Linked DNA regions of Homo sapiens: all the other regions are linked to region 1. The links are chromatin loops, found by intact Hi-C in ENCODE. Cell type or tissue: GM12878. All regions are shown on one strand. Region 1 overlaps CLPB (ClpB family mitochondrial disaggregase). Region 2 holds the start of LOC112268077 (a long non-coding RNA gene). Region 3 overlaps CLPB (ClpB family mitochondrial disaggregase).

Region 1 (8,000 bases):
AGACAGAGGTTGCAGAGAGCTGAGATTATGCTACTGCACTACAGCCTGGGCAACAGAGAGAGGCTCCATGTCAAAAACAAAAAAAAAGTCCAGAGTTGAATCCAAGCTCTTGCACAACTCTCAGGCAGTAGAGTGGGTCAGAAAAATCAGCAGCAAAGATCTCGTTTCAAATCCAGGTTCTGGGGGCCAGGTGCAGTGGCTCACACCTGTAATCCCAGCACTTTGGAAGACGGAGGCGGGTGGATTACCTGGGGTTGGGAGTTCGAGATCAGCCTGGCTAATGTGGTAAAACCCCGTCTCTACTAAATATACAAAATTAGCTGGGCGTGGTGGCGCACGCCTGTAATCCCAGCTACTCCGGAGGCTGAGGCAGGAGAATCGCTTGAACCCAGGTGGCGGAGGTTGCAGTGAGCCGGGATTGTGCCACTGCACTCCGACCTGGGTGACAGTGAGACTCCGTATAAAAAAAAAAAAATCCAGGCTCTGGCGGGTGGATCACCTGAGGTCAGGAGTTTGAGACCAGCCTGGCCAACATGGTAAAACCCCATCTCTATTAAAAATATAAAAAATTAGCCTGGCATGGTGGCCAGTACCTGTAATCCAAGCTACTCAGGAGGCTGAAGCAGGAGAATCACTTGAGCCCAGGAAGCAGAGGCTGCAGTAAGCCAAGATCGTGCCACTGTACCCCAGCCTAGGCAACAAGAGCAGAACTCCATCTCAAAAAAAACAAAACAAACAAATCCAGGCTCTGTTACTTACTAAGTGAGGAGTGGTGGATGAATGAATGACTTAGCCTCTCTGAATCTCAACTGCTTCCTTCATTTACATGATAGCTCCTGCTCTCTAAGCCTGTTTCTGCATCTGTTAAAAAAAAATGGAGAACACCTCACCAACCCTACTATATATGTCACATAGGGGTGCTATGAAGAGACAGTGAGAAAAAATATGTAAAAATACTTGGGATGCAATAAAGCACTGTACAAAATAGCATAAGAAGAGCTTATACTATTCTTATCACTTTCCAATTTGTGTTCACTCGATTTTAAAGAAGTGACAGAGTAACTAGGATGATACAGGAAAAGGTATACACAGAACTTGGAACACAGTAAGTGCTCCAAATTACTGGAGGATAGATAAATGAACTGTCTAAAATTCCCAGGCAAGGGCAGCAGCAGGAAAGGGAAGGTTCCCTAGCCCAAGAGCTGAAGATTACCACAGAAGGACAAATCAGTCGGGAAAAACATATCCTGCTCCCATCCATCAGTGATCCTGGAGAGTCCAGCAGGCTAAAGACCAAAGAGGTAACAGCTATTACCACTGATTGGGGAAGGGGCAATGAAGCAGTCAAGCTTTCTCTTTCTGCTGTGAGTACCTCTGTATTGTTTGAAGTTGTGCTGTTTTTATAACAATGACCATACTATTACTCTTTTTTAAAATAAAACTTTCTTAGGAAAAAAAAAAGTCCTATACTTTAAGAAGCCTTCCCTAAGATGACCTTGTTGCCACCACAATCCCCTGTGCTAACCTGTATCAATGTAGTTATCATACAGTCCACAGGTCTAACTTCCCCAGTAGGCAAGCATGTCCTTCTAGAAACAAGGACTTGCCTTCATCTCTTTGCTCCAGGTGCCTGCCATGGCAGTTGGCACACCACAAAGCTCGGGGTCTGAATGAATGAATGTCTACAGCACTTACCTACATTAACTTCTCACCAATACTTCTGTCTGGTGCTGGAAGTTACCTGTTTTATAACTGTAAGCTTGTCTTTTTCGAAGAACTTAGGCTTCTATGTATATGTAGGAGGGTGTGAGTGCAGCTTCTCAGTCTCAGGGCTGAGGACATTTGTGGATACAGGCCTAGGGGCTACAGGTCACAAATTCCAGTCATGGCTCTATCACTTACTAGCTATGTGACCACAATAAATGTCTTTGTGGTCCTTACTTTTATCTGCAGTAAAAGAAGGAAATGAATGAAATTATTTCTGAAGTCCCTACCAGCTCTATAATGTTATAATTCTAAATATGTGTAGCATCAAAATGAAAATTGAGTAGATTCCTAGCAGACGCTGCACTCAGCAAGACTTCCAACGAAAAGACAACTCCCCAGGCTCTGTTTGTGGGAGGGAGGGAAAGAGTCCCAGAAAGGGACACAGGGGCAGCTTTGAGTTATTCTGGCTAACTAGCTCTTCCACTCAGGGGAGGGAGGTACCACTTGATTTTTCTTCCTCTTTCTTTAGGACCAATCAATACAAAGCGGCCACTGAACTTCAATGACGCATTGTTCCAACTGATTTCCGGATCCTTCACATGAACCAGCCCTCAGCTGCAGCTGGGGAGGGGCTGAAGGGTAGGGAGCCCTATCCCACCTGCATCAGAGGCCTGGAAGCACTGAGCCATGCAGACCCAATCATGATTGCTATCTGGGCAACAGGGCCCTGGCTGGAGCCTCACAGAAGGCCCTGTTTACAGTAATAACAGCACCAGGCCCTGCTGTCTGAGCAGAGGCAAGGTGCCTGGGGCCAGAATCCCCAGGCAGCCTCCATCTGTGCCTTATCTAGCCTGCCAGCCAGGGCTGGGAGGGGCAGGGCAAGGGAGCAAAGGCTGCTCATAGACCCCCCAGCCTGGGACAGCAGACTTCAGGCAGGGTCTTGGTGCTTCAACTCCATAGACAAGGCCTCTCCAGCAACTTCTGCATTTGCTACTTGAACTGAGCACCCTTCTCCAAGGCCTAGCTGGGGACCCTTCCGTGAGGAAGCTCTCCAGATGCTCTCACTCCCAGTGAGATGGCCCACTGAGCATTCTGTCATGCCTGGAGAACTCCAAGGGAGTGAGAGCAGTGAGGGAGGGGAGAGGCTGGCAGGTATGCAGTACCTACCACAAATGCCAAGTGTACTGTGGAATGTGTCTGCATGTTTCATAGCTGGCTATTTCCTATCACAGAAAACTTTAAAATTTCTGAACTTAAAGAATGATCTGCAGAGATTAATCAGTCCAAATCTTCCTTTTACACACACAGATAGGGAGGCTCAGAAAGCGTCCCCTTTGGAAAAGACTGATCTATATATGAGCCTGCCTCTGTCTGTCTCTTCCAGGCTGTGTGACTGTGGGCAGATCACACTACCCTCTCTGAACCTCAGTCATCTTACCCTATCAGCCTGTCAGCCCTACCTAACATGGGTGCTGAGATGACCAAAGGAAATAATGTTTGTGAGGGCACTTACATTTTCCAAATCTTAGTTGCTATTATTACACTTGTTCTGTTTGTTGAGGCACACAGTGGAGGAGCTGAATCACAACCTCAGTGAATACTTGCTGGATCAACTGAATAAAGTGCAACACTGGGTGATCATTCTTTGTCCCATCTCTCTTACAGAAACTTGGCCCACATTAAAGTGCTCAGATTATTTTTTAACTTTTTATTTTGAAATAATTTCAAACTTATAGAACAGTTACAAAAATCACACACACACACACACACCCCTTCAAACAGCCTTCATGCCAGGTGCGGTGGCTCAGGCCTGTAATCCCAGCACTTTGGGAGGCCAAGGCAGGCGAGTCACCTGAGGTCGGGAGTTCGAGACCAGCCTGACCAACATGGAGAAACCCCGTCTCTACTAAAAAATACAAAATTAGCCGGGCATGGTGGCACATGCCTGTAATCCCAGCTACTCGGGAGGCTGAGGCAGGAGAATCGCTTGAACCCTGGAGGCGGAGGCTGCAGTGAGCCGAGATCGTGCTATTGCACTCCAGCCTGGGCAACCAAAGCGAAAATCCGTCTCGAAAAAAAAAAACAAAGACAAAAAAACAAATAAATAAATAGCCTTCACTCATATCCTGTTTACATTTTGTTTCATTTGCTTTTCTATTCCTTTTCTATTTTTTTTTGCTGGACCATGTGAGAACTAATTTCAGATACTATGCCCCTTTACCTCCAAATACTTCATCGAGCATATACCAGATACATTGGTACATGCATCTCGTACCTAGTACCAGAGCATTCTCTTACAGAACCACTAACTAATGATGATAAAATTCAGAACATTTAACATTGATATACTATTTTTATCTGATATACAGCCCACATTCAAATTTCTTCAATTATCCCAATATTCATTATAGCAATCTCCCCCTGTGATCCAGATGAAAGCCAGGATCAATATCAGGACCAAACACTGCATATGTTTCAATTTCATCTAGGATAGTTCTTCAACCTTTCTTTGATTTTCATGATATTGACATTTTTTGCAGAGTAAGGCTAGTTTGTTTGTAGAATACCCTTCAATGTGGATAACAATTTTTGAGGTACTACTTATTATGCATCCATTCGTTCCATAAACTCTTCCTGAGGACTGGTTATTACAGGACTCTGAGCAGGGCACTCAGGGTACTGTGATGAATTCTGTGGTATCCTTGCCTTCAAAGCATTCACTGGACAGCTACACACTGGGCAAACAGCTAAAATACAAGCAAGGACCCTAGAGGAAGGTGCCATGAGAGTACAGGTCAGAGCAAGAGAGCCACAGGGATGACTTCCTAGAGGCAGAGTGTGCCAGAAAGGATGGGCCAGAAGCACAGATTCCCAGAGTGACCTTCTGGGATCCTCTATAGCAAACATCTTTGCTTCCCCAGGCAGTGTGTGCCAAGGCTGAGACTGAATAAAACACGGAAGTCCAACAATACAAGGCCATAAACAGGAGGGAGTGGCCCAAAGCACCTTCATCTGGGTACCCCTGCCCAGAGCTATTAATATATGCATTTCCCAGAGAGTCAGCAGCTGTGGTGGTGAGAAGGAAAGGCCTGTGCAGGACCTGAGGTGTGGGAAAGGGTCATAGGCGCCACCTACTGGCCCCACAGCAGGCCTCCTGGCTGGCTGCCAGGAAACCTGTCACACTACAGCAGTGAGACACAAAAGTGGTTCAAATTTCTCAAACAGTGAAACAGTGTTGGTACTTGAGCCACCTTCTGTGAAGTTCAGGAATCTCACAAAATTTCCAGTAAAGAAGAGACAATGAAAAGCCAACCATAAAACCTGGCCTCCTCGGGCAAAGGTGTGGCCTTCACTCACTCAACAAAACTGAAGTAACATCTCCAAGCTAGCCTCTGTGTTGGGCATTGACAGACACCGAAGTCAATCAGACATGAATCTTGCCTACAAGGAGCTCTTATTCTGAGCTGGAGGAGGGAAAATGAAACAAGCGCACAAATAAGTGCACTAAGTATCACAGGTGCTCAGAGATGTTTACACAGGCTCAGGGAGCACAACTCACCGCCTTGCAAAGCTCTTGAATGATGGAGTTCAAAAGAGCTCACATTTCTTGAGCTGCCTACTACGCAACAGATACTTGACATTTATGATCTCATTTGATCCTCTGAAAGAAGCCCAAGTCTTACAGAGGGTAAATGACTGATTAAGATTACAAGGCCAGGCTGGGAACGGTGGTTCACGCCTGTAATCCCAGTACTTTGAGAGGCCGAGGTGGGTGGATCACAAGGTCAGAGGTTGAAGACCAGCCTGACCAACATGGTGAAACCCTATCTCTACTAAAAATACAAAAATTAGCCAGGCATGGTGGCAGGCACCTGTAATCCCAGCTACTCAGGAGGCTGAGGCAGGAGAATCACTTGAACCCGGGAGGCGTGGGTTGCAGTAAGCCAAGATCGCACCACTGCACTCCAGCCTGGCGACAGAGTGAGACTCCGTCTCAAAAAAAAAGAAAAAGAAAGATTACAAGGCCAATAAGTAGCAGCCGGGGATGAAGCCCAAGCTCTATGGAGCCACACTGCCTTCCAGGGCTCATATGCCCAATTCTTCCCTTCTTTCCCAGATTTAGCATGCGTCAGCACACCATAGTTGTCTGATGGGACCAATCAGCTGACAGAAAATAAGGAAAAGCCTCAAGTGGAAAGGAGTTTACTTGAGGGGTGAAGATACTTTCTGTTTAGTCCTGAAGCTTCCTAGAACCTTCTCTCTTGGAAGTTCTAGTTCCTTCTAGTCGCATGCTGAGAACATTCCAAGCCTATCCTTTCTTCTTTCTGGTAGTCTCCATACCACCACCACTACTTTCACATAGTACATATTCACATTTCAAATATTACAAATTCACAAGCAAATACAAAGCCTTAAAGTGTCCTTACCTTTAGGTTAAAACAAGCTCTGCAAACAAATCCAATCAAAGGGTTACAGGACAGAAGAAGTCATGGATCTCAGAAGGCTGGGCCGATTACAAGCTTAACAGAACCTAGGAGTGTAACGCAGCTGCCAAGAAAGCCAATGCAAGGTCGGGCCATATTAATAGAAGTATAAAATCTTTAACAAAGGGGATGGTTGCCCTGCTCCTCACAATAATGGTCATGCCACACTGGAATTCAGAGAGGGCACCAAAACTTTCTAGCTGTTTCATTTTAAAATGACTAGGATGAGGAGGAGACTTGAAACCACAGTTTAGGGAACCAAGGCTCATATAGCTTGGAGCTCTGTCTCCTAAGAGTTAAAAATCTGGAACAGGAAAAGGAAGCCATGTAGTCCTAGAAGACAGAGCTGGGACCAAGTGAGGGGAGTTGCAAAGGGAGCTAACACATAATGACAGCCCATCATGTGCCAAGTGCTATGCCAGGTGCTTTCACACTATTGCTTCAGAGCTCATCAGAAGATAAAACTGTTTTCTACTACTAATTACAAATTGTCTTTACTTACATTACTCCAACTGCCCAGAAAGTCTTTCTGCAAAGCTCCTTGTATACAAATACGACCTATCTCCAGACCCAAACTAAAGGCCACCTTGCCTGTGAAGCCCTAACTTTTCACCTGTACTAACTACAATTCTCTTACCAGACCGCAAGTTCCTTGAAAGACAAAGGTCATCATGATACATTTTTCTCCCCCTCAATGCCTAATAAGAAATTGCTCATAACAGGCCTTAAGAATGAATAAATGCCAAAGAATGGCTGGGTGCGGTGGCTCACACCTGTAATCTCAGCACTTTGGGAGGCTGAGGCAGGCAGATCACCTGAGGTCAGGAGTTCGAGACAAGCCTGGCCAACATAGTGAAACCCCGTCTCTACCAAAAATACAAAAATTAGCCAGGCATGGTGGCACGTGCCTGTAATCCCAGCTACTTGGGAGGCTGAGGCAGAAGAATCGCTTGAACCCGGGAGGCAGAGGTTGGATTGAGCCAAGATCGCGCCACTGCATTCCAGCCTGGATGACAGAGCAAGACTCCGTCTCAAAAAAAAAAAAAAAAAAAAGAAAAAAGAATGAATAAATGCCAAAGAAGATACAGAAATGGCCAATAAGCACATAAAAAGATGCTCACATCATTAGCCATTAGGGAAATGCAAATCAAAACCACAATGAGATACCACTCCACACACACTAGGTTTGCTGTAAGTGATGACAACACTGATGACAACAATTGTTGGTGAGGATGTGGAAAAGGTAGAACCCTCACACGTTGCTTTTGGGAATGTAAAATGGTGAAGCCACCCTGGAAAATGGTTGGGCAGTTCCTCAAAATGTTAAATGTACAGTTACTCTATGGCCCAGCAATTCCACTCCTAGGTATACACTGAAGAGACATGAAAACATACATTCACATAGAAATCTGTACACGAATGTTCACAGCAGCATTATTCATAATAGCTAAAAAGTGGAAACACAAATGTCCATCAACTGACAAATGACATCCTGTATGGATGTACATCCAATAAAATGTAGTACATCCATACAGGGAATATTATTCAGCCACAAAAAGGAATAAAGTACTGATATATGCTACAACATAGATGAACCTTGAAAACATTAAGCTCAGTGAAAGAAGCCAGACACAAAAGGCCACATATTGTATAATTCCATTTATATGAAATGTTCAGAACAGGCAAATCCAGAAACAGAAAGCAGATTAGTGGTTGCAACATCTAGGGGGAGAGGAGAATGGGGAGTAACTACTATTGGAACCAGAGTTTTCTGAGGGTCCGGGGTGGGGTGGGAGAGTGATAGAACAT
Region 2 (8,000 bases), 61 kb before region 1:
CATGTATCAGAGGAACTGAGAATAGGGATGATGGTGGTTAGTTGTAAGAAAATAATTAATAGTTGCTGAATAAATAAATACTTAAGACAGATCAGTGAGCAAGTATTCAGAATCACAAAATATTACAGTGAAAGGAAGTCTGAGATTATAGTCCAATTATATTATTTTACGGATAAGGAAATTGAAGCTCAGTACGGGGGAAGGGCTTGCTTGACAGCAAGGCAGAGTTAGTGCCAGAACCATGTGCCAGGTCCCTTGACCCCTAGTCAGCACTTTACCACACAGGCTTCTATTACTTCAAAGGGGTCCCTGAAGGATTTCTCAAGTGGCAAGCTCCTTTTTTCTGCTACATTTAAAAAATACTCATTTCCAAAATGCAGTTCAGGAAGGAGTCTGTGGTCCAAACCTATAGAGAACATCCCTGCTGTGTTCTTCCTTGGATACTGCCTGGCTTCTGTATCTTAGGAAGACAGCACATGAATGCTAGAAGCAAACTCCTTTTGGGAAGGGACACTTGAATGCTAGGAGCAAACTCCTTTTGGGAAGGGACACTTGGTTCTGGTCATCCCCAGTCTCAGCCTTGGAAGGGGCTTTTGCTGCTACTTTACAGGCCCTGACTTTCAGATTGACATTCTCCTTTCTTAAAGCTGCAGTGTGGTCCTTTATCTGTGCATTCTGCCCAACAGCAAAAGCTGCAGTGTGGTCCTTTATCTGTGCATTCTGCCCAACAGCACATACGCTGGAGGGGGCATGAGTGGGCTGGCAAAGGGCAGCTAGAAAATCTGATTCTGACTCAGCGCTGTTTCCAGGCTCAGTGCAGGTGGAGGAGAGTGTAGGACACGGAACAGACCTGGCCCAGCCGATGCTGACCTCTCCCTCACCCAAGGGAGCCTTGGCCTCCAGCTGCCACTACTGGCGGTGATGAGGTCATGCCGGATACCGGCCAGGCTCATCTGAGGACTGCTTGGAGCCGATTAAAGCCTTGATGAAATGCGGGGGCCTGGATGGCAAGTGGCTCTGGAGAGCATGGGCTCTGGTGACCAGGCTCATCTCCAGCTCAACTATGCAGTGGCTCCTCGATGTCCACAGGAGCCAGGATACAGAAATACTTTTCCCTGCGGTGAGCAAGGACAGTTCCTCATTCTATACTGGGTAAAGGGCTGAGGGTAGGACTTAGGTCACTGAGGGCCCCTTCAAGGCCTGGTCTTCCACATGGGCTGCAGATACAATACCACAGAACTCCTCCACTCCCCAAAATTGGACTAGACTGCTGGATCCCTTTGGATGACTAATGGACATCCCTCTCCACAGGATTTTCTCAAGCTAAATGACAGGCTAACATCCACATTTTGAGTCTCAGTGTAAATGCCATATGCTCAGGGAAGACTTCCTCCATTCCCCTTCGGACTAGATTAGGTCCCATTATGCTCTTATAGTACCCTCTATTCTTCCTTAATAATACTTTTATTATTAGCTAGCAATTTAGCTAATAATTAGCTGGTAATTTTGTAATTATTTGCCTAACATCTATATTCTACCAGACTTTAAGCTTTACAAGGATGCAATACATATTTGTTAAAATAATAACAGGAAATCAATAAAAAGGAAGGGAAGAGAGAGGTTTACAAATTTTTTAATGATATTCTTTAAAAGGAAACTGTTTTATACAACAGAGGGGCTCATCTCCTCTACCACACTAGCTGTGGGGTTGATCTGGTCCTCCTGGCTTTCCAGCCTGCTTTCAGGCAATCAGTCAGACATCCAAGACAAGATTTTCTGGTTTTGAGAGGCATGGAGGATTTTTTTCTTTTCTTTTTTAATAGCTTTACTGAGATGTAATTTACATACCATAAAGTTCACCCATTTAAAGTACACAATTTAGAGGAGGTTTCTCGTATACTTAGAGAGTTGTGCAACCATCACCATAATCTAATTTTAGAATATTTTCATCATCTCCAGAAGAAACCTTGTACCCATTAGCAATCTCTCCCCATCCCTCCCCCAGATAACTGCTAACATGGAGGGACTTTAACATTTGAATCCAAACAAGAAGAAGAAACCTTTAGTATTCAATCACCTGACACAAGTTCTTCATTTTATAGAGGAAAAAAGTGATGTTAGAGAAGGGCCATGATTTTATAGAGGAAAAAAGTGATGTTAGAGAAGGGCCATGTTAGAGAAGGGTGAGATGTGGCAGAACTGGGGTGGATCACAGTCCCTGATGTCTACATCATAATGGCAGTGCTGTGACCTCTTTGCCACACAGTGTGACTATATTTGTCCCAGAATGTCTATACCACTGGACTTTAAGCTAGTTGAGGGCAGAGGCTCTATTTTGCTCATTTGTCTCCCCTTTCTGCCTGGGAGTACCAGCAAAGCAGTCATGTTTTAAATGTGGTCTGTGTACTGGTGCCAGACGGTGAACTTTGCCACCAGCTTTTGATGGGATAAATACAAACAGTAAGTGTCTGGAAACTTTTATAGCAACTAGTCAGAGTAATTTTATGTCTATAGAAATTAGTGGCACATTTGGGGCTATATTTTGCATGCCTTTAAAAATATAATTTTTCTTTTTCTTTTTGAATCGGAGTTTTGATCTTCTCGCCCAGGCTGGAGTGCAATGGCATGATCTTGGCTCACTGCAACCTCCACCTCTCAGGTTCAAGTGATTCTCCTGCCTCAGCCTCCCAAGTAGCTGGGATTACAGGCACCTGCCACCATGCCTGGCTAATTTTTGTATTTTTAGTAGAGACAGGGTTTCACCATGTTGGCCAGGCTGGTCTTGAACTCCTGACCTCAGGGATCCACCCACCTCAGCCTCCCAAAGTGCTGGGATTACAGGCAAGAGCCACCGCACCCAGCCTCCCCTCATTTTTTTTTAAAACCTGTTTCAAGTGTAACATATAAAGAAAAGCACAAAAAGTACATAAGGATACAACTCAATTTTCACAAAACGGACACACCCACATAACCAGCATCTACATAAATAACATTACAGCATCCCAGAGATCCCCTCACGGCCTCTCCCAGTCACTACCCACACTCTCGAGGTTAAGCACTACCCTGACTTCTTATGCCACTGATTAGTTTTCTCTATTTTGGAATTTAAATGCAGGCATACAGTAAGCACTCTTCTGTTTGGCTTGTGACCTGATGTAAGGTTTGTGTTGTAGCACACAGCAAGAGTTGACTCAAGCCCATTGTACATTATTCCATTGTGTGACCATCCCACAATTTATTCATCCATTCAGCTACTGATAAACATTTTAACTATCTTTCACATTATACATAAAGCCTATCCTAGTCCTCCTCTAAATCTTAATGATTTTCCATTGCAGGATAAGTCCAGTCTCCTCAGCACAGCTTACATTAGTGACCTTCAATATTAGCTCCTGCTTTCCATTCTTGCCCTCTGATACCCTCCAGCTCTTCTGAACTACCTGCAATATTCTGAGTAAAGTATGCTGCTTCATACTCCATGCCTTTGAACACGTTGCTCCCTCCGCCTTCCTACCTCATCTACCTGGTACACTTGCATTCATCCTTCAAGAGTTGGTGTGAACACCATCTCCTACATCATGCTTTCCCTGCCCTCTTCAAGATTTAAAAGGTCTTTTCTTTGTGATCTCACAGCACCTTCTACAGATCTCCATTAATACACCAGATAGCAATTCTTGGTTAAAATGTCTGGTTTTCTCATAGAACTGTGAGTTACTTAAGTGCAAAAATCATGTCTGGATCATCTTTATTTCCTTGGTGCCTAGGGCAGGGCTTGTGGCAGCAGAGATGATCAGTAAGAATCTGGTAAGTGAAAGAATGCTGGAGCTGGAAGGGGTCCTTGGGATCTGCTATCCTAACTTCTTTATTTTACTGAGGAGGAGAGAGGATATGCCTAAAGGTGAAAGGATTTGTTGGTGGCAGAGCCAGAACATCTGATCCTTCACCCAGTGCTCATTCCCCTTCTCTGTACTGCTGGCGTGAATCAGAGTGTGGAGCTTCAACAGAGGACAGACAGCCTGAGGCACAGCTGATTCTCTCCACATCAGGCAGTGCCGCCAGATGGACAGACGGTGAAGTGTAACAAGAAGCGAACTCTTAAGTTTTGGGTCCTGACAACAAGCCAAGAGGCTGTTAAAGGGGATGGCACCACTGGAAAGGATCTTTGCCTCAGGCAGGGATGGTGGGGAATTTAAGGACTCATTTGATGATGGCTAGTTAACACTGATAACTCAGTGCAGACTTGGAGATGGGGCAAGGAGGATTCACTAAAGTAGGTGGGAAGGAGGCTGAGAGAGGCCCCAGGGAAAGTATTAAGTTTCGTTAAAGCCCAAGTGTTTCTGAAGTGAGAGCACCAGTGACTGAAAAGGAAGTGGCATTATGACTGTAAGGAGAAGGAAGGTAGCCAGGCAGAGGTGGCTCATAAGTGAAGCTCTAAAAAGTCAGACACATTAGGAAATTAAGAGTCGGGGAAGGGGATCAGCAAAGAGTAGACCAAAAAGTAAAGACACCACATCTCCCAAAAGAAAACCTACAGTGGTTTTGGAGATTTATCAGTGCATCCAATTCAAAAACATACTAAATCATGTGCAGAGCATTGCAGCAAAGGAGATGGAGACAAAAAAAGACACAGGCCTGGCCTTCATCCACCTTGGTCTAGTAAGTGAGACTGGACCCAAATCCAGAGAACAGGAAAGACTTCAGAAGGAAGGTGGCATGAGGCTGGTGACTGACTGGTAAAAGGAACTCCACCAGCATGCAAAATGGTCTTAAAGGGGACAGAGAGGCCGAACAAACTGCGAGAATAAAGGCACCAAGGTGGGAACACAGTGTAGCTGGAGTATTAGGGCTCCAGTAGGGGAAAAGGTAGGTGAGGGTCAGACTAGAACAACTCTAAAACCAGTTAAAAGCATTAGTATGGTTAGAATTTTTTTTTAAACGAGTGAGCACTGAGTGTTTCTGAAGTTAATAATAACAGAGACTATATATAAAGTACCTACTCTGGAGAAGTACATATGTCCTAATCCTTACAAATCCTTAGGAGGTAGGTGGCGCCACCCCCATTTCCAGATGAGGAGAAAGAACTTCAGAACAGTCAGTAATTTGCCCTGGATCACATAGCTATTAAATGGCAGGGCTGGTACCAAGATCCTGACTCCAATATTCATGCTCTTCCCTTGCAACCTCTCTTAGCTGGGGGTTCTCCTTTGAAGCACATACAAAAAAAAATTGACTAGTGATTTTCTCAATGCTTCCAAAGATGTGTGTGTGTGTATATATATATATATATATATAGCTAGTACCATTTTAGATTCCTGGGAGAGAAGTTAATTCCTGTGTACGATGGATGCCTTGGAGAATGAGGGCTCAATTCTCTGGAGGAACCTTGGTCAAGAAAAACGGCCATGATTAGAGATATGTTTTAGGAAGATGGATCTGCCGGTGGGATCACATCCCTGAGAGGACCTGGTTGCCAAAGCAACTTAACAGTCCTGGAAATATCAAGATGAGTCATCTTCAGGCACTTGAAGTATGAGGCTCCAGCCACCTTCCCTGATCACTCCTCTTTCTAGTCCTACTGCCTCTTCCCCACCTTCCTCCCTCCCTCCCACCACACCTGCATTCAAGTGCTGAAGCAGAGCCTTCCTGCTGATAAGCCATCAACACAGGCAAAAGCAGCATCTTCCAAGGTAAAAAACATGAGGGTCTCTGTACTTTTCTGTGGCGGTTGGGAGTAGAAGACTGGCACTAGTTAATTCAAAACCCTTCTGGAGAACTCTGGCAAACTCCCATCATCCTTCCTGATAAGGCCTAAGCACCCCCTCCTCTGGGAAGCCTTCTGTAACTGATTCTACCTCTCTGATCACCAGGCAGAAGACATCATTTCCCCCTGTTCGTCCCCAGAGCCCCTTGTCCAGGCGCCTGCCAGAGCACCTACCCCATTATCATGGTCTGTTTCCACATCTATCTCCTCTGACAGTGTGAGAGCCTCTCAGGGTCAGTGACAGTTTGCCTGATCTGTCTTAGGATTCCCTGAGGCCCATGGTCTCAGAGATGGCAAGTGGCTTGCCCAGGGTCACTTGACAAGGCTGAGATTTAAACCCAGGTCTGACTTCAAAGCTTGTTTCTTTTTCACTATGCTACAGGGTCTCCCGAAAATGAGACGACGTTAAGCAGTCTGTGCTAAGCTGTACAATGCTGTACAAGTTTGGAGGAGGAAGTATCGGAGTAGACCAGACGACGAAGAAAGGCTTCTTAAGAGAGAGAGGCCTTGAAGAGTCTGAGGATTCAGATAAGAAAACAGGGAACATGATGGCACTTTAGGCAGGATGGGAATATCGTAGGTAAAGACAGAATTAAGAGGCCTTAAGGTAGGAGTAAAGGTTCTATATTGGGGAGGAATGGAATTACAGCTGCCAGAATGAGAGTTTGATTTCTTTATACATGTCACAATGATAAGTACTTATAACAGGGAACCTACCATGTGCCTGCCAGGGGCTTTCATAAAAAATACCACCAATCCTCATGCTATCCTTGTGAAACAGGTGTTATTTTAGATGTACGAAAACTGAGGCTTAGAGAATTAAGGAAACATGCCCAAGGCAACACAGCTAATAGGTGGGTAAACTGGGATTCAAACCTAGGTTGGCCTGATTCTGAAGCCTGAGGTTCCCTTTCTATTACTCCATGCCACCTCCTAATGGGCCAGAGAGCTTTCCACATTATCAGCCTGATGCTTCTGTCTGAATCTCCTCCCAGCTCAAATGGGGACTTTTGGTCAGACAGCAAGAGCAGCTGACTTTTCTAGCTCTAACCCTCTAAGGTCTGGGGACCCTAAATCCCTGAGGACTAAGTAATTTCAAGGAAACTGTTCTGTGTGGGCCCTGTGAGCACAGGCTGGCCTCTGTATTTAGGCCTGCTTTGGATCTCACAGAATCTCCCTTTAGTTACTGCAGCAAAGCTGGTGGCAAGTACAGCCTAAGAAAACCGGATGGGGCTGGGCGCGGTAGCTCATGCCTGTAATCCCAGCACTTTGGGAGGCCGAGGCGGGCGGATCACCTGAGATCGGGAGTTTGAGACTAGCCTGACCAACATGGAGAAACCCTACCTCTACTAAAAAAAATACAAATTTAGCTGGGTGTGGTGGCACACGCCTGTGATCCTAGCTACTTGGGAGGCTGAAGGTAGGAGAATCGCTTGAAGGCGGAGGTTGTGGCAAGCCGAGATCGCGCCATTGCACTCCAGCCTGGGCAATAAGAGCGAAAATCTGTCTCAATTAAAAAAAAAAAAAAAAGCCAGCCAGATGGGCAGGAAGGTAGGCTCCCTTGCCTTTCCTGAAACCCTTTGGAGAGGGTCAGCTGAGGTCAAAAGACTCTGGAAATATTACTGGCAACAGCCCCTAGAATGATAGAGCAGGATCCTGCCTCTCGGTTGGCTGGTCACACACACAGGCAGACCAAGGGAGGTCAAGGGGGAAGGGAGGTCAGAAGTTGGCAGCCTGCAGGCCCTGAGTGACGGCAACTTGTTCAGGGTTGGGAGGGAGAAATAGTGGGTTAATGGTTTTGGCCCTTGAGGCTGGGAGGCTAGGGCAAGGGGTGTAAATGTATGCTGGCTAAAAAGGCAGGTGGGAGAAATGTAAAGGTGGGGGCTAAGGGCATCTGTTCCAAGTCAACAGGCAGGAACCATGCCCCTGGAACGGCTCAAAGGGCCAGCCTTGGCCTGGGGGTGAGGATAGAGGGAGTTTCATAAAAGGCCCTCGTCTTTTCATTTCAAAGGTGTTCGATCTAGAAGGCTAGGAAGAGGGGCTCCTTATAAAGTGAATTCTCTTGTCTGGGGGTTGGGGGAAGCAGAGAATGTAAACTACTGGACAATAGCTGGGAGTATTGATTGATTTTAAGGCACGGCAGAGATAATGTCCTTGGTGAACACTCCAATTCTTAGCTACAAATGTCTTGCCACAGAGTTTTCCAACGGACAAAGGAAGAAGCTTTCTGCTTGGGGAT
Region 3 (8,000 bases), 81 kb before region 1:
CTTTAATGAGGGGATGTGGTAGCCCAAGGTCACATGGGCAGTGAGTGGTGAAGCTAGGATCAGAACCCACATCTCTTCAGTCTCAGTCCAGGGAGCTAAGTGCTTGGACTCAAGACAGAGAATATTTGCCACTAGGTGGGACCTGCCACACTGAATCATCTCAAGGTACTTCAGCCAATTTGTGGATAACAGACTCCATGAGGCTGGAAAGGGCACAAAAGTCAAAAACCAGGTCTTCCAGTCCCCGTCCTGCCACTGAACCTACCACATGACCTGTAGTCAAGCCTATTATGTTCAGTTTTGATGCTAACTCACTCTGGGACCAAAGGCAAGCCACATCACAGCCCTGGGCTCCAGTTTCTCCAGGAGTAAAATAAGTCAGCTGATTTAGGTTTCAGAGATTGAAACTTGTGGCAACAGCAGAGTCCCCTCAGAGGCTGAGTGAAGGGCAGGAGTGAAGGGCAGGCCACGTGGGCAGTGCTCTAGTCCATCTCTCTCCTTCAACTCGAACAACTCAATTTTCCTCTGATTTATTGGCTTATGTTTTTGTAAGATTTCCCATCACTGGACTTGATTTCTAAGGTCCTTGCCAGCTCTCAGATTTGTGATTCTAGTTCTTGGATTCTGTCCAGTAGTTCCTGAGTTACAGCTCTGTGGCTGGGAGAGGTGGAAGACTTAGCCCTGTTTTCAGGAGTTCAAAAGTTTGGTTGGGAAAACAGAATTAGAATGGAGGGTTTTTTGGCTCAGATTCTATACTAGGCTTTCTGGAGTGTGTGTGGAGGGGAGGGGTGAAGGAATAGTTCTAGAAAGAATGATGATAAGAAAAGATTGTTTGATGAGACTGTAGAATACATGAGGCCTAGGAAAAATATGACCAAAATCTTTGCTTGGGCTAAGGATTTTGTCTGGCTAGAACCCCCTCCTCTGAAAAGGACCTGGGAGATCCATCACTTCATAAACCAAATTTAAAGGTAATGCTCAGAAGCCAGAAGTGGCCAAGGCCGCTCCCTGGTCATGATAGGGGCAGCTTCCTATTCTTGATGAGACTGGGGGCTGGATTTGTATTTAAACAGATAATAATCAACAGATAATAATACAGATAATATCTGTATTTAAACAGATAATAATCACCTAAGGAGAAGTGGCCTTTGGTGTAAAGCCTGACATAATTTAATGAGTGAAGGATTAAATGATGCATGGAGTACCCACAGGCCTCCTCCCTTCCCTGAGACTTACCTTGGCTTCAGAAGTCCTCAGAAGCTTCATCACTTCCCCTTCTCGGGCATAATCCAAGGGTGTGTGTCCCATTTCATTCCTCTGCAGGGGGTTGGCTCCTGGCAAGAGAAGAAGGATAAACAGAGGCTCTATGAACGATCAGTGGGACCTCAGCCTTCCCTTGGAGGTGGCTTAAGGCTCTGATTTCTATGTTGGGAATGTCCATGGACACCTACAAATGGTGGAAAAACATGGTACTGGGGCTCCTACATGTGCATGCACACATGTTCGATAACATACTACACACACGTAGATGTGTTATACATACACAAACACACACAGTTGAACATGCTAAGAAAGTATGCCAAACAAATACACAGGTTAATATACCGCAGCACAAATACATGTAAACATACAATTTCATACATGTATTCATTAAAATGTCCATATTTTCCAACATATCAGCATACAGATAAACATTCATTCATGAAGCCATATAAAGGGTTCCTTTCTAAGGCAGAGAATATCCCAAATAACAATTAAATGGTTCCCCTTCTTTGTTTTCTGCTACTCTCCTTTTATGCTCTCTGACCTCTGGGCATTTCCTGTCTGTCTGAGTCAGCTGAGTCCCCTGGAAGGGCATGGGCACCACCAGCAACCTGTCTATGCCACTCTGGCTGTTGGTGGGTGAGTGCATGTGGCTGGGTATTTCCTCCAATCATTAGTTCCTGTGACTTAAGGACAAAGACTTTGAGTATGACAAGAAGAAGGGGTTAGCTTGGGGCCATGTATCTACCTTCTCTCTAAGTACTGGCAGCTGACAAGCCTGTATCAAGTGTCTACTTTGTGCCAGCCTTGGCAGTTATGGAGGAAAGGTCACTCTGACTCTGTGCTGTCACAGCCTTCCCAAAGCCCATGTGTAAGCACCTCACTCTCTTCTTCGAAAACCATCCATTCCATTCAAGTCGGCAGACCCTGAATGAATGGGGCCTGAGGATGCAGAAGAATCAGATCTGGCCCTGCCCTTTAGGGAAGGGCAGGAAGACAGAAACATAATTAGAAAGCTGCTTTGTACACAGCAGATGCTTAATAAATGTGTGTTACACAGAACATTAAGGTAATAATTATCTAGTATTTTTTGAGCTTCTCTCTTGCTCAGGAAGTACTGTCTGAAGTAAAGAAGGTTAAGACTCAGTCCCTGCCATAGGATAGAATGGGCTGGCTGGGAAACCAATTAGCACAGGGCATGGCTCAGGGTAGGTGTCCAGCCACTGTTGATGTACAGTAAAAACCAGTATTTCTCAATCCAGTATGTGAAAACATTTATATCATGATACAGAAGTATTCCTATTGCAAGTCTCTACTTTAAAAATTTTTTTATTAAAATTTTAATTAAAAATTTTTAATAAAACTTTTTTAATCAAAAAAATTTTTTTTGGCCAGGTGTGGTGGCTCACGCCTGTAATCTCAGCACTTTGGGAGGCCAAGGCAGGTGATCACGAGGTCAGGAGATTGAGACCATCCTGGCTAACATGGTGAAACGCCATCTCTCCTAAAAAATACAAAACATTAGCCGGGCGTGGTGGTAGGTACCTGTAGTCCCAGCTACTCAGGAGGCCGAGGCAGGAAAATAGTGTGAACCCGGGAGGCGGAGCTTGCAGTGAGCAGAGATCGCGCCACTGCACTCTAGCCTGGGCGACAGAGCGAGACTCTGTCTCAAAAAAAAAAAAAAATTTTAAGAGACAGGGTCTCACTATGTTGCCCAGGCTGGTCTTGAATTCCTGGGCTCAAGCAATCCTCCTGCCTTGACCTCCCAAACTGCTGGGATTACAGGCGTGGGCCACTGTGCCCAGCCACAAGTCTCTACTTCTTCTTTTCTTTTCTGTTTTTTTTTTTTTTTTTTTTTTGAGACAGGGTCTCACTCTGTTGCCCAGGCTGGAGTGCAGTGGCGTGATATCTGTTCACTGCAACCTCCACCTCCTGGGATCAAGCTATTCTCCACCTCAGCCTCCTGAATAGCTAGGATCACAGGCATGTGCCACCATGCCTGGCTAATTTTTGTATTTTTAGTAGAGATGGGGTTTCATCATGTTGGCCAGGCTGGTCTCAAACTCCTGACCTCAGGTGATCCTCCAACCTTGGTCTCCCAAAGTGCTGGGATTATAGGTGTGAGCCACCATGCCCAGCCACAGTCTCTACTTCTTAAAAGACCCTATCAACTTATGAACAACAGTAACCATTTATTAAGCATTTACATGTGGCTGTCTGCCTGAGAGGCAGAGGAAGTGGCTAAAGCTCTATAGCGATGTGGGAGGTGGAGGGGGAAGGGGCAGGCCATAGGAAATACAATCCAGGTGAAGGAAACTTTTATTATCAGTAAGAAAAAACTAAGTTTTTTTTACACAGTACTATCTTCTAACAGGAATTTAGTGCAGAATATTGATAAATATATTTTTTTTTATTAAGATACAATTCACACACCATAAAATTAAACCTTTCAAAGTATATAATTCAAGGCCGGGCACAGTGGTTCATGCCTGTAGTCCCAGCAATTTGGGAGGCTGAGGTGGGCGGATCACTTGAGGCCAGGAGTTCGAGACCAGCCTGGCCAACATGGTGAAACCCCATCTCTACTAAAAAAAAAAAAAAAAAAATTAGCCAGGCATGGGGGCACATGCCCGTAATCCCAGCTACTCGGAAGGCTGAAGCACAAGAATTGCATGAACCCAGGAGGCAGGGGCTGCAGTGAGCTGGGATCACGCCACTGCACTCCAGTCTGGGCAACAGAGCAAGGCCTTGTCTAAAAAATGGAAAGGAAAGGAAAAAGGAAAGAAAAAAGGAAAGGAAAAAGGAAAGCAAAGGAGGTATACAATTCAGTGGTTTAAAATATACCATTCCAGAACATTTTCACCCTCCTCCAAAAGAAATTCCCTATCTATTATCAGACACTCCCCCTACCCCCAGCCCCAGCAACCATTAGTTTACTTTCTGTCTATGGATTTGCCTATTCTGGATACTTCCTATGAATGGAGTTGTATAATATGTGGCCTTTTGTGTCTGACTTTTTCAGGCTTACCAGAATGTTTTCAAGGTTCATCCATGTGGTAGCATGGCTGAATAATACTCCATTCTGTGGATATACTACATTTTGTTTTTCTATCAGGTGATGATCGACATTTAAGCTATTTCCCCTTTTTGGCTATTATATAAACAGTGCCATGAACATTCACACACAAGTCTTTGTGTAGATGTATGTTTTCATGTCTCCTGGGCAGATAATTGGAGTCATGATGTAATAATAGTAACACTGGTATTTATTGAGCACTTACTCTGTGCCAGGCACTGTGCTCGGTACTTTCTGAGGGATGGGAATTAAAATCCCCAAGCTACAGGCTCAGAAAAGTGAAATAACTAGCCCAAGGCCACAAAGCTAGCTTTATTTGCTTGAACTAGGAGTAAAAACCACCCCCAGGTTTTCCTAACTCCAATTCTCTACTCTCATGAGGGCAGCCACAATATACCCCTGATGAAAAAGCCTTCAGTTGGCCTTTGCTTTCAGGACAAAGTGCAACCTCCCTAGGAAGGAGTGTGTCTGTGGTCTTCCTAACTACTGGGCAAGTCCTTAGAGGCTCAGCCAGAGCCTCATCCTTTCTTTCCATTCTGTTGGCACTTACTGGGCACTTTATATCTGCAAGCCTCTGTGTGCAGGATGATGAAGGATTGGCAGAGCCAATGAATAGTTTCCCTCTTTATATTTCACGACTGTTCTGTAGCAACTGATACCTTGGCCACTCTCTCCTTTGAGTTCTATAAAACCACTTTTCAGGTTTTCTTCCCACTCTTGTGACCATTTCTTCTGTTTCTTTTGCAGACTCCTCTTCCTGTCTTTAAGATTATTAGGTGCTACCTAGAGTTCGAGTCCAGCACAATTCCACCTCTCCAGGAGCTCATGGAGACAGGAGGTCACAGACTGAGTGTCATCAGTGTGCTGAAGGAGGGACAGGCGGCACTGGGGGGCTCAGGAAGGAACAAAGTGCTCAGGGACTTGTTCGCCTAGCCTAGCCTTCCTGGCCCAGCCCCACTGAGTTGCTTTCTCTGGCGCTCAGCACTGAGCGGCTCTGCAAGGGCTGAGGAGCCAGTGGCAGACAGCATCCTCCCCTCCCCGCAGAGCTAAACCACAACGGAGGCAGAAAGGGAGCTGCAAAGAAGCAGTGGAAAGGTCTGTCCTTTCTTAGCCTCAAGGGGAGCTCTGTCACTAGATATGAGCTGCAGTGGAAGGGAGGGTTAGGGAGAGACCTCTGGAAGGGGAAGAATGGCAAAGAGAAGAGCTTCTGCTTTGGATAGGAAGAAAGAAATGGGAGAGAGAAGAGGAGGGGCAAGAGGAGAGAAGGTGACAGAGGAAGACAGTGGAAGAACGAACAGAGTGAGATTAGCCTCTTCAAACAAGTGCTGTCAGTGATCTATATTTGCTTACAGAATGAAAAATGTGTGCCATAAACATTGGCCACTGAGTAATTTCTAGTAGGAGTCGTGTCACTTCTCATAAAGGATGGGATGGGGACAGGTAGGACATCTCTGCACCTGGGCCAGCCAGCACAGGGGCTCCTTTTAAAGCAGTACGGCGCCTGTCTCCAGCCCAGGAGGCTCTCAGGTCAGGCTCCACCTGACCATTCACGGAGAAGGCTCCCCAAGGTTCTGGAGCCTCAGGGCAGCATGTCTGCCCCCACTTTAGGAAGGCTGAGGCAGGGGTACCATGGATAGTGTCCATCTAATATTAGTACCCCAGCCCTGCACCCTCGCTCTGACTTGACTAATTGCTGTAATAATTGATAGAACCTGACTTCTACCACTGATCGATTTCACCTCCACGACCAACGGCCACAAACCATTACAGTCCAATAAATAACCACGTTGGGCCTCACCCGCCTGCCCTCTCCAGGGGCATCAGGATGGCCCGTGCCCTGGCCTGACCTCCCCTTGCCTCCCACCCAGGGCCCCTTCGGGCCAAGCAGCTGGTCTAGAGGGCCAGGCCTCTGGGAGCAAGTGAAAGGGCTGGATGGAGGTGGGGAATGCTAATCGCAGGTCATCCGTCACCTCCCACTGGCTGTCTGGGGCTGGGGCAAACACCTGGAGCACCCCAGGCAGTGTGGTACAGGACCCCTCCCCTCCTCTCCCTCTCCAGATTAGTGTGTCCCAGCTTATAATATTTGATAAATAGCAGACTGGCTTCCTGGCAGCACTGCTGCGGCTGCGCCTGCCCGCTACAGCTGTGGAAGGTCACTCATTGGGGAAATATGTTTCTGTCAGTGGTATTGAAAAAAGTTTAGTGGAGTGACAGGCCTCAATTTTTCAAATTTTATTAACTCCATCCTCTTAACCATTTGTCTTGAATTCCTTCAGATTCTGGGGGATCTGTCAATAGGGCCTAGGCCAGGAAAGTAGTGTGGGGGGGTGGGTGGTCGTGGGGCTGATGCTGATTGGTGCCACTATGGCTGGTTTGGACCTCATCACCCAGGGCAAGGTAAAGCAGTGGCAATGGTGTTGGTGGGAGTGAAGGCCTGGCTCACTGGTGCTGAGGGAGCCCACTCCTCTTCTCTGGTTCAGTACCTGCTTTTGATTTGACGCAATTATTGACTCTCCAAGTGGAAAAATGGTGAGTTCTTCCAATTCCCTAAGAAGATACTCCCTTCTACTACATCTCAAACGGGTGGTCACTCGGGCTCCTCTGAATGTCCCCAGTACCCAGCCCCAAGCTCATGGCTCTCCCAGGGGTGTCCCCCATTTAACTGAGGGCAGATTTTTCATATATGAGTCCCAGATTCTCTCACCAACCCCACTTCCATCTTGGTTCTGAAAACACCTGTTCATCTTTTAAGACTCAGTCCTAGCTTCTCCTCCAGGAAGGTTTCCTTGTTTCCCTTCCACCCCAGGTTGGGTACCATCCTCTCTGCTCCCATAGGTCTTTCGGCTTCCATCTTACTGCATTGGCCACCCTGCATTAAAGTCTGTCTCATCTAAGACTGAGAGTTCTTAGAAGCCAGACACTGTGTTTGATACACTGCTATATATCCTTGCATGGGATGGGAGCTCAATAATATTTGCCAGATGATTGAACCGTATTCTCTCCAGGTGCCATCTTCTGAGGCCACACAGAACATGGCTGTTCTTTCTGCCCCAGGAGAACCTTTATGATAGCAATACAAAACCATGTACCTTTTTCCTATAGACCAAAGTCCCCAGTTTCTTTGCTGGTCCCAGAAGCCTCTCTGCCTGGTTGGCAGAAGAGGTCAGGTCAGGCCCCGGTACCCTCTATGCTCTGTAGGTGCGAAGTGGGGAAGAAGTGGTTGGAGAGAGAGGCCCACCTGCCTTTCCTAGGGAGAGTGCTGAATCCCACCTAGGGAGGTGGGATTCAGATCTTCTCTGTGCTGGTGGGAAAAGCTCATAAGCTGAGGGGGTGGGAGGAGGCTTGTCACTCCCTCCTCCCTTGACACTACTCTGTCCTGGCCCTTGCCTACCTCAAATAAGATAATGTGTATAAGAGGGCTTAACAACAACAACAATAACAACAACAGTAAATGCCCTATATAAATGTGTCGGCCTATTATGATTAACATTGACATTCATGCCCCTCCCCACCCCCGGTTCTGTCAGCACACTGATCTTCTAGTGATACGATTCCACTACAGTTCCCATGACTCAGCCCTTCCCTCTGAGAGCACTGGGCTGGGGAGCCAGTGAGGGGCCGCCTCTCCCAGCTGTGTGATCCAGGGCACTTGCTCTACTTC

The links. A loop is a pair of places that touch in the nucleus more often than their neighbours do. Peaks named below come from ENCODE experiments on the same cell type or tissue, not always from the same donor. Only the 100,000 strongest peaks of a DNase experiment are listed, where the experiment ranks them.
Region 2: it touches region 1 in a loop (4-fold over the local background); 19 of 110 quality-filtered maps call a loop at or near these places.
Region 3: a loop joins it to region 1, with 10 times the contacts of the local background. A loop is called at or near these places in 9 of 110 quality-filtered maps.

Annotation. Positions count from the first base shown.
Region 1 is chr11:72,409,512-72,417,511 of GRCh38, forward strand. All of the region lies in intron 2 of CLPB (ClpB family mitochondrial disaggregase), which reads right to left. Among named protein-coding and RNA genes, the nearest start is that of CLPB, 21 kb to the right of the region's middle. RefSeq lists enhancers at 2,254-2,333, 2,404-2,463, 2,514-2,603, 4,555-4,604, 4,655-4,764. In GM12878, a CTCF peak has its summit at 4,838 (motif pointing left); a DNase peak (open chromatin) is centred at 2,287; H3K27ac peaks cover 2,098 bases.
Region 2 is chr11:72,349,008-72,357,007 of GRCh38, forward strand. All of the region lies in intron 5 of CLPB (ClpB family mitochondrial disaggregase), which reads right to left. It overlaps LOC112268077 (a long non-coding RNA gene), which reads left to right and starts at 5,509. Exons shown (of 3, transcript XR_007062768.1): 1 at 5,509-5,687; 2 at 6,144-6,368. In GM12878, a CTCF peak has its summit at 4,051; DNase peaks (open chromatin) are centred at 4,044 and 4,344; H3K4me3 peaks cover 690 bases; H3K27ac peaks cover 1,472 bases.
Region 3 is chr11:72,328,471-72,336,470 of GRCh38, forward strand. It overlaps CLPB (ClpB family mitochondrial disaggregase), which reads right to left. Exons shown (of 16, transcript NM_001258392.3): 6 at 1,237-1,334. Among named protein-coding and RNA genes, the nearest start is that of PHOX2A, 88 kb to the left of the region's middle. In GM12878, no CTCF peak of the experiment used is centred here; no DNase peak of the experiment used is centred here.